Linked DNA regions of Homo sapiens: region 1 is linked to region 2. The links are chromatin loops, found by intact Hi-C in ENCODE. Cell type or tissue: breast epithelium. All regions are shown on one strand.

Region 1 (5,000 bases), 730 kb before region 2:
TAGTACATGTTGTGAACCACCCCGTGGTTCTCGATATATTTGCCTGAGGGAGGAAGAGGTGCAGAGGGCGGCGGGATGGACCGGGGTCACAGCGAAGGCCGGACCCAGGGCTGGAAGAGGCGAAGTCAAAACAGCCCAGGTTTCCCTGTGTGCTGGGTGGGGAGTGGGCCTGGGGCAGGGCTGGGGGGAGCAGACTTCCTCCTGCACTGCCCCGTGGGAGCCAAGGTTCGAGGTCATGTCTGAGACAAATAGACACGTGTTCTTTGACCTGTTTTAGCAATCGCACTTCCACTTTCAGTTTGTCCCACAGCTGGACGGGCACACAGGCACGAATGCGTGTGCAGGGATCCTGGTGGCAGCCTTGTTTGCTTTAGCAAAAGATTGCGGGTGACCTCCACGGCCGTCAGGAAGGAACTCATTAAATAAATGATGGCCCAGCCATCAGACGAGATCCCAGGCAGGAATTTCAGTGAACTACGTGGAGCTCCAGGAGATTTTTTGAATTTATTTTTGTACAGGAAACACGTGCACATGGTACTAAGTCCAAAAGGTGCAAAAGGAGAGATGATGTGGAGAAGGTCCCTCCCGTCCTCATCTGCGATACAGAGAGCAAAAGAGGCGCTGCGCAGACGGGAGACCCGCACACCTCCGTTTGCGGTTAGAAGGGGCAGAAAGGCTGGTGTGGGGATGAGCTGCCTGTGTTGGGGTGGATGGTGTCCCACCACATTCATGCTCACTTGGAACCTTAGAACGTGGCCTTATTTAGAAATAGGGTCTTTGCAGATGTGATTAGCTAGGGTAAGGGGATGTATACCAGAGAAGTGTGGACCCGAAATTCAGCGACTGGTGTACTAGTGAGAAGAGGAAAGTTTGAATACAGACACACACACACAGGGGAAAGGCCCTGGGGAGACGTGGGGAGAGGTCGGAGTGATGCTGCCGCCAGCCCAGGAATGCCAAGGATTGCCGAGGCCCCAGGAGCCAGAAGAGGTGAGGAGGGAGCCTCTGCTGGAACCTTCCGGGTGGGTGCAGCCCTGCAATGCCCTGGGTTTGGCCTTCTGGCCTCCAGAAGCATGCGGATCCGTTTCTGTGGGTTTAAGCCAGTCTGCAGATCTTTGTTGCAGGCGCCCTGGGACACCCACGCAGGGTCTTTGGAGGATGACGCAGGTTTGGGAGGTGGCTGAGCCCCTAGGGAGGGCCAATTGCTTTTCAATTCTCTAACACCTTTTTTGTGGTACTTGGCTTTTTATTATTTTATTATTGTTTGTTTTTTTGACACAGGGTCTTGCTCTGTCACCCAGGCTGGAGTGCAGTGGTGTGATTGCAGCTCACTGCAGCCTCTACCTCCTGGACTCCAGCAATCCTCCTGCCTTGGCCTCATATATATATATATGTGTGTGTATATATATATATATATACATATATATATGTATATATATATGTATATATATATTATATGCAGTCTTGCTTTGTCACCCAGGCTGGAGTGCAGTGGTGCGATCTCAGCTCACTGCAACTTCCACCTCCTGGGTTCATGCAATTCTCCTGTCTCAGCCTCCCAAGTAGCTGGGATTACAAGCATGCACCATCATGCCTGGCTAATGTTTGTATTTTTAGTAGAGATGGGGTTTCGCCATGTTGGCCAGGCAGGTCTCGAACTCCTGACCTCCAGTGATCCGCCCGCCTCAGCCTCTCAAAGTGCTGGGATTACAGGCGTGGGCCACTGAGCCTGGCCCCATATTTGGCTTTTTAAAAACCTATGTCTGTATTGTCTACAGCCTGGGCAGATCTGTCAGGGAGGTGTTGGGTGGAAAATGGAAAGGATGGAAGGGAGAGGGAGAGGCTGACACAGCCAGCTGGAGGGGCGGGCAGGGGAGGGGAGCCATGGGAGCCAGCGGGGAGCCCGCCACACTCCCCTCCTCCTGAAGCCTTCTGGGGTTGCTGCCCTGGCTGTGGCCACGGGTTTAAGGACCCCCCTGGTCATTTTTCTTTGTCCCGGATCTGTTGCTACCAACGGTGAGGATTCCTAATGGTCCCCTTGGCTCTGTCCTGTGCCTGGAGCAAGGACCTCTCCCCTTTATCCTGCACGACACGGCTCTGTGCCATCTGGTTTCTCAGGCCCTCCCACCCCCAGGCCCCGTCACAGGGCAGTACTCACCGGTGACCAGGGTGAAGTGGCAGGGGCTGGTCATGGTGACAAAGGCGGGGGTCATGTAGCGTGCCTTCACCCCGTCTCGGGCCATGGCGTCCAGGTTGGGGGTGTCCACGTCCTGGTCGTAGTTCCAGCGGAAGCCGTCGAAGGACACCAGGAGCAGCTTGTTCTGGGAGCCCTGACTTTGTACCGGTGCTCCGGCCCCGGGAGCCAGGAGCGTGGCCAGAGCCACAGTGAGGAGGACGGCCGGGCCTCTCATGCTGGGCCTTCCAGATGGACAGGCACACAGGGTGCACAGGGCTGGCTCCTGCCGAGGAGGACAAAGTCCCAGGGTCACCCGGGCTGATCTCATCCCGTGCGCCTTTGGAATGTGGCTGTGCACATCCCCGGGTCGAACCTCGGGAGTGGGCTCCCCAGCCGTGTCAGTGCCACCCCTGGTCCCAGCCTCACGTGCGTGGGGTGGCATCAACTTGAGCATCTGCCTTTATTGCCAGCCGCGCCCTTGGTGCTCCAGGCTCCTCCCCTCCCTCCCCAGAGTGGGGACAGTGACCCAGGGCTCAGAGCACAGCAGGAGCCCATTCCACTGGGAAAGTCGTGCCCTCTCCCTCTCCCATAGCAACAGGTGGTCCCTCTGTCCCAGCTCACCCTGACCCCAGGGGACCCAGGTGAGGCTGGGGTGGGACCCCCTCTCCAGGCCTTTAGTGGTGCATGGGCCTCAGGCCTGCCTGGGTGAGGGCCTGTGGGGTGGGCTTCCCATGGTCAGGGCCAGGACCAAGCCTGGGTCACAGCATGGCCTTGTCCGGGGGGAACCCCAGGCTGGGTGCCTGTTCTCCTCCTGGTCCTGTTAAGGGGCTCCTTGAGCGTGGTGAGCAGACCGGGAACCGGATGGCTCCAGACCAGCGTCCTGTGGGCCTTCCTTCTTGGGATGCTTCCTTCTTGGGATGCTTCCTTCTTGGGAATTTCAGAGGGTGCCTGGGGCTCGGACGTTCTTGCTTGATGACAACAAGGGGTCAGAAGAGGGGGACTCCCTTGTTACCATAGGCACATGAAGGGTGGGAGAGGAACCCCTGGATTCAGTGTGCGGTTCTCCCTCCCTCTCCCCCATCTCTCCTTCCCCTTCTCTTATTTTCTCTCTCTTTCTCTGTCTCTCTCCCTCTTTCCTTCCCTGTATGTCTCTGTCTCAGTTCCTATTAAGCACGTTCTGTGTGCCAGGCATGGTTCTAGGTTCTGGGGACACAGAAGTGAATGAGACAGACAATGTTCCTCGTGGCCTCCATTCGAGTTGGGGACACAGAAGATAAAATGAACAAACAAGAAAAAAAGAGTTTCCCAAAAGAAGGGAAGGCAGGAAGACGTGATGGAGAGGCTGGCGGGGTGGGTGGGCGGCACGCAGTGGTGGCTGGTGGGGTTTCGCTGAGAGGATGGTGGAGGCCAGTGACTCTGGGGGACCATGAGCTAGGGGAGCGGGCATGGGGCAGGTGGCAGGGGTGGCAGGGCCAGTCCCGTAGGGCAGGTGGCGGTGATTCTCATGCCAGGCAGTGGAAGCCAGGCGGGGGTTTTAAGCAAGAGAGTGACATGAACTGATCTAATGCTAAAATATACTCTCCATTTGTGGGTGAAGGATAGACCAGAACGAGGGCAGAATGGACACTGGGTGCTCCCTGGAGAGGTGACTGCCTGTGTCTGAGCAAGAGCTATTGGTGGCCCGGACCAGGGTGGTGGCTGTGGGATGGGGCTGGGTTTGAGGCGGATCCTGGAGGTTTTGCTGGGAGGTGGTGCGCTGGATTGCATGGTGGGAGGTGGTGCACTGGATTGCGCGGTGGGAAGACGGAAGGGCATGGTTGGAGGTATTGTCACAATTTCAATCTGGAGCCACACACCTGCCGACAGTGGCCCCGGCCTTCCTTAAGACCTTTGGCTGGCTGCAGCAAGCAGACGCCGTCTCGAAGCGATGGCCGTGGCACTCAGATGACACCGCAGACGCCGTCCACAGCCTCCCCAGGCCAGCCAGCCTTTCCTAACCCAGGTGGGCAGGGACCACTGGTACGGATCCCCGGCTGCCCCTGCCTGGCCGACTGGAACACACTCTCAAGGAGGACTCCGTGCCAGTGACCCCTCTTCTTCATGCTTCTGTGCACCAAAAGCTGAAAACCAGGATGGAGCGACTGCCCGGTGCCTGCAACCACCGCGTGGGGTGCCTGCTCTGCAGGGCTGGGGCTCAGGGCACCCAGAGGTTTGGCTCCTCCCTGGGGAGCACAGACCTTGGGGAGGGTAAGGATCCCTGTGAGTCAGGGACACAGGTTACGATGCACGCACAGGGGGAATGCAGGCGGCCTCGGGAGAGGAGATCGGGCTTTGCTGGCACCAGCGTTGTGGGAGGCCCACAGGATGCATGGAGCCAGGAGAGAGGGCGGGAAGGCTTCAGGCAGAGGGACCAGGCATGGAGGAAGGGAGGCACCGGGGCTCCCGAGAGGGTCGACCAGGAGGAGCCTGTAGGCCGTGGCGGAATCTGGATTTTCCGCTGTGGCAGAGCTGGTTAGTTGTCCCCTAATATCTGTTCTCCCCTCTTTCCATGATAAGATGGCTGCTAGAAGAAAGACTACATTTCCCAGCATTCCTTGCAGCAAAGCAGGGCCACGTGACCACATTTTGACCAATGGGGCAAAAGGAGAATGTCTTGTAGCAGTCCCAGCCTCTTGCCGGAAGCTAGCTTTGCTTCTCTTCTTTTTTGATTTTTTCCTCCATCTGATGCCTCTGGCTGGCAAGCCACCCTAAGCCGCCTGATGAGGGGCTCCCCGGGGATGGCCGGGGTGCACAGAAGGGGCCTGGTCCCCAGCGTCCTGTGTAG
Region 2 (5,000 bases):
TCACTGGTGGCTCCCCTGCGCTCTGGGAGTGTCCTGTGGGATGGACAGATGCCTCCGTGGTGCCTTGCAAGCCTTGCAGGTGGTTATTCCTCCTGTGAGTGCTCCTGTGAGTGCTCTCCAGGCAGCAGCAGGGGTCCTGTCCCTGTAGGCCCCTGAGTCTGGGAGATAGCTGGTTTGCAGCCCCACTGAACAGGAGAGCCTGGCTGGCCACAGAACCCATGACTTTGCTGTAGTCCCTGAGTCCTCTTGTTGCTGATTATCTAAAATCAAACCATTACTCTGCAGGCACTGGGTTTGTCAATCTTTTCACAATAAAGCGAGCATTTAAACTGCTTAAGCTTTGAGGGGTGTAGGGAGAAGCCTCACACGAGCCCCTTCTGGAAAGGACTTTGTCCATCTTGTGTCTTACCCTCGCCGGTTCATTTCTGTTGTTTCTGGCTGGCAACAAACAAAAGAGCCCCCCCACCCCCCACCCCCGAAAAAGAACCCAGCTTTTTAAAGAACATGCAAACTCTTGCCTGCAGCAGGCGCCGGCAGCCAGGCACCCCGGCAGCCAGTGGTAGCTCATACACCAGCATGGGCTGTGGCAAAGGCATCTGATTTGAAATTTTTTTGCAAAATAAAATAATTCCTTGGGGTCCTGAAGGAGAGATGAAGCCCAAGGGAAGGTGTTCTGGTGCTGAAGTTAAAGGAATTTTCTGGAAGGTACACAGAGTTCTCTTGTCACTAGAAGCAGTCCCTTGTTTAACCAAAGGTGGCTGAGGCCCTGGCGTCTCTGCCCCTCTGTTAGCTCTGGGGAATCAGCGTGACCTCGAGGTAACACTGACCACACGGGACTGTTCAAAGTCTGTCTCCCCAACTGTGCTGAGCTCCTGGAGGAAAGGCCCCTGCCTCCGTCACACTGATTCCCCAGAGGGGCAGAGACGCCGGGACTCAGACACCTCTGGTTCCATGTGGTCAGAGGACATGAGCCTCCCGGGTGGGGAGCGTGTGCCACGGTGTAGATGCCAGGAGTCTGGAATAGGAAGGCGTGCAGTGTTGCACAGCGACCTGGGAGAGGTCCTGCTCCTGGGAGTGCAGGGGGAAAAACCCACTGAGGCTTTCTCTGCAGGCTGAGACGTTTGTCCTTCAGATGGAAGGCATTGGGATCTACTAGACTTGGAATCCAGACTTGCTTTTTGGAAAAATTATTCTGTCAGTTTTGTGGAGGGTGATTTGAGATGGTCTTGACCAGGGATCTGTCGAGGGACAGGGAGTCAGTATTTTCAGCCTCCACAGTCTGTTGCGACCACTCAACGGTGCAGCCAGACTCAGCATGCCAGGGAGGAGTCCTAGCTGGCTTTAATCAGCCACATCTACACACCAGGACGTGACTACACAGCAGGCCGCGTCTACGCAGGCCGCGTCTACACACCAGGCAGAGTCTACACACCAAGCTGCAACCACATACCAGGCCACACAGGCCGCATCTACACACTAGGCGGGAGACTGCATTTGGCCCACGGGTGGTAGTTTGCAACCCTCCCAGCAGGCGAGAGGGTACTTGTAGAGTGAGTGAGAAGCAGTAGCAGTCAGCCCCTGTGCACAGTTCTCTAACCCCATCAGCATGGCTCCGGGAAGTAAACTGAGGCCAAGGGAAGTCCCTTGGCTGAGCCCAGATGGTCTATATCAGGGGTGTCCAATCTTTTGGCTTCCCTGGGCCACATTGGAAGAAGAATTGTCTTGGGCCACACATAAAATCCATTGATAGCTGATGAGCTTAACAAAAAATCTCATCTCATCATGTTTTAAGAAAGTTTACGAATTTGTGTTGGACCACATGTTGGACAAGCTTGGTCTAGATCATTAGACCAAGACTCTGAGAGTCATCAGGGTGAGATGGAACTGGAGCCGAGGCTGTGTGGATGGGGAGAAGGGAAGCGAGTCTCAAGCTGGGTGGGACACGTGGGGCTGGGGAGGGAGGAGGGTTAGGACGAATTGCTTCCTGGGATGGCTCCTGAGGGCCGGCACTGCCAGGACAGGGAGTTCCTGAGGAGGACCTGGTTTGCGGTGCCTGTGGGTATCGGATGAGGAGGCTCAGAGACTAGGTCAGGCTAGAAAGGCGTGGGGGTCTTCACCTTAGAGGGCAGGCCCTGGGAGAGGTCAGTGGGCTGCCAGCAGTGGGGGCCGAGAAGACCTGCCTGGGAGGAGGCCCACAGAGAGTGCCCCCCTGCCTCGAGGAGGGACACTGACAATGTGCTCACTGGGTTTGCCACTGGTGAAGGCTTCAGGTGGCTGCTTCTGAGGATTAGCCAGAGGGAAGGAGAGGGTGTAGGTGTGGGTGCTCTTGTACCATGGTGGGCGAGGGGGCCTGGGCGGGGGTGGGAAGGGACAGAGGTGCCGGGGACTCAGGGAAGGGTTTTCCTTCATTAACAGATTCGCCATTTATTCAGCAGCAGTTGAGTGTCTGTGGGAGTGTGGGGTCTGGAGGTAAAATGGTGACAAGGTGGGCGACTTGGGGCAGCCTGTGGATGGAAGGGAGGAACCAGAAGAGCAGGTGCCCGGCGGCTGGGGGGACTGACCTGAGTGGCAGGTGTGAGCCCCACCCAGGGGCCTCGGCTGCTGAAGTTGGCCACAGAGTGGTCTCCTGGGAGAAGTGGGCCGGAGATTTGACAGGAATGGTGAAGGTGAGGACAGTGGCTCTCCGGAGTGCTGAGGGAGTTGAACAGGGAAGAACATGGGGGTTCCAGGGGCTGGTGACGACGACACCTCACGATGTCTGACAGCAGTCTATGCAGGCACCGTTGTTCTGTGCTGGCAAGCACCGTCTTCCCGGGCCTGCAGCTCAGATGTGGCAGCTGAGCAGCTCGATCTTTGGGGTGCTTGATCCAGGTTGTGGGTTCATAATATGCCTAAGGTGGGGCCCCCGGTAGAGTGCAGAGGGGCTGTTGAAGAAGTGGCTAATGGCTCACCTGGCATCTCTTTCCCTTCAGCCAATGCGTGCAGACTGTCTGCTCCCTGCCTGGCAGTGCGTCAGGTGCTGGGGCTGTGACAGTGGCCAGATCCCTGCCCCAGGAGCAGAAATAATCACCTAGCCAGGCAGGGACGGTGGGAGAGCCGGAGCGGCATGGGAGGGAGGGCGAGTGGGCAAGTCTTCCCAGGGAGCTGATGCCCCGTAGGAGAGACCGAGCTGCTGGTGCGAAGAGCAGGCCCGACTGTTCCAGGCAGGGGGAACTGCAGGCTCTGCCAGGGCCAGTGTGGTCAGGGGACAGAAGGAGGTCTATGTAGCCAGCCGGCAGGCAGAGGAGATGGTACAGTGTGAGGGCTGAGCGGGAGCAGAGTGGGTTCACCCCAGGACCTGAGGAAGCCGCTGAAGCTGGGAGTGTGCCATCTGATGGATGCTACTTCATGGCAGGTGGCGAGGGAGTGTCAGGGGATGTTGGTGGGGGGCAGCTGGCAGGGCAACTTCATGGCGGGGGGTATGGGAGTGTCAGGGGCGGAGAGGCAGGAGGGGTGGAGGGAGGCAGCCGGCATGGCATGGTGAGGAAGGGCCATGGAAGAGGACAGAACCTGTCCACGGAGTCAATGCTGAGGAAGGAAGACGGAGGATGAGGCCAGTCAGGTTTTTCGTGGTGGCAGTGCCTTATGTTTTTATCGAAGTGTATATTCACACAGAAAAGCACATCTCCCAGGATCCTGAGAGAGCTTGAACCAGACCACTGTGGACACGGTGGCCACCCGTCACCACTACCCTTCCCAAGGGGAGACGAGGAGCAAGTAGGCTTGAGGGAAAAGCTGCACAGGACTCGTGTCTTGAAATGTCTAAGACGCATGTCAGAAATGCAGGTAAGGGGGGGTGCGGGTGCTCGCACCTGTGATCCCAGCACTTTGGGAGGCTGAGGCAGGAGGATCACTTGAGCCCAGGAGTTCAAGACTGGCCTGGACAATATAACGAGGCCTCATCTCTATAAAAAAAATTAAAAATTAGCTGTGCCCCAGGTGTGTTGGCTCACACCTGTAATCCTGGCACTTTGGGAGGCCAAGGCAGGTGGATCACCTGAGGTCAGGAGTTCAAGACCAGCCTGACCAACATGGAGAAACTGCATCTCTACTAAAAATACAAAATTAGACGGGCGTGGTGGTGCATGCCTGTAATCCCAGCTACTAGGGAATCTGAGGCAGGAGAATCACTTGAACCCAGGAGGCGGAGGTTGCAGTGAGCCGAGATCGTGCCATTGCACTCCAGCCTAGGCAATAAGAGGAAAACTCTGTCTCCAAAAAAAAAAAAAAAAAAAAAAAAAAATTCGCTGTGCGTGGTGGCACACGCCTGTAGTCCCAGCTACTTGGGAGGCTGAGGTGGGAGGATCGCTTGAGCCTCAGAGGTTGAGGCTGCAGTGAGCGTGATCACTGTTGCCTGGGCAACAGAGCGAGGCCCTATCTCAGAAAAACAAAAAAAGAAATGTAGGCGGGATTGGCATAGCAGGTAAGATAGAGTAATTCGAGCTCAGTGGAGACTTCTTGGGCCTGGCTGGGGTTTTGAGGCCTTGGGACTAGAAAAGGGGCAGGGCCTGGATGCAGTCAGAGGAGGATGTCCAGCACGGGGAACCCCAGCCCTGCTGCCGGGAAGGCCCCGGTGATCAGCCCTGTGACCACCTCAGGGGGTCCTGAGAGGCCTGCCCCTTAAAGGGAGCATGGAGTCTTCCCTGCGGGCCTGGAGGAACTGCTGGCAGCCCCCCTGTGCTGTTAGGAGGATCACTCTGAGCAGCAGGTTCCACGTATGTGCCTTGTTCACTCCTTGAACCTCACCCTGGGGCTAAAACCTAGGACTGTCCGAAAGTTCCATGTGGAATTGTCACCCTGTTTTTGTATCTTCTCAGCCCAGCAGGCTGCGGCGTGGAGAAGGGGGTGTCTCTGGTGGGGGTGTCTGTTGCTGGCTGCCGTGCACCAGGGCCTCGTGGTCCACATATTTGGGGCCCAGAATTGCACGGAGCCACTGGAGTCCCCAAGCCCTTCCCAGGCGC

The links. Peaks named below come from ENCODE experiments on the same cell type or tissue, not always from the same donor. Only the 100,000 strongest peaks of a DNase experiment are listed, where the experiment ranks them.
Region 1: a loop joins it to region 2, with 32 times the contacts of the local background. A loop is called at or near these places in 1 of 110 quality-filtered maps.

Annotation. Positions count from the first base shown.
Region 1 is chr17:79,728,551-79,733,550 of GRCh38, reverse strand. ENPP7 (ectonucleotide pyrophosphatase/phosphodiesterase 7) reads right to left here and starts at 2,608. Exons shown (of 6, transcript NM_178543.5): 1 at 2,159-2,608; 2 at 1-43. The coding sequence starts at 2,411. RefSeq lists enhancers at 470-589, 640-689, 3,809-4,768, 4,650-4,944, 4,851-4,970 and 1 more. In breast epithelium, no CTCF peak of the experiment used is centred here; a DNase peak (open chromatin) is centred at 4,790; H3K4me3 peaks cover 1,091 bases.
Region 2 is chr17:78,998,925-79,003,924 of GRCh38, reverse strand. The region is part of intron 1 of CANT1 (calcium activated nucleotidase 1); the gene reads left to right. Among named protein-coding and RNA genes, the nearest start is that of CANT1, 8.3 kb to the left of the region's middle. In breast epithelium, no CTCF peak of the experiment used is centred here; no DNase peak of the experiment used is centred here; H3K27ac peaks cover 465 bases.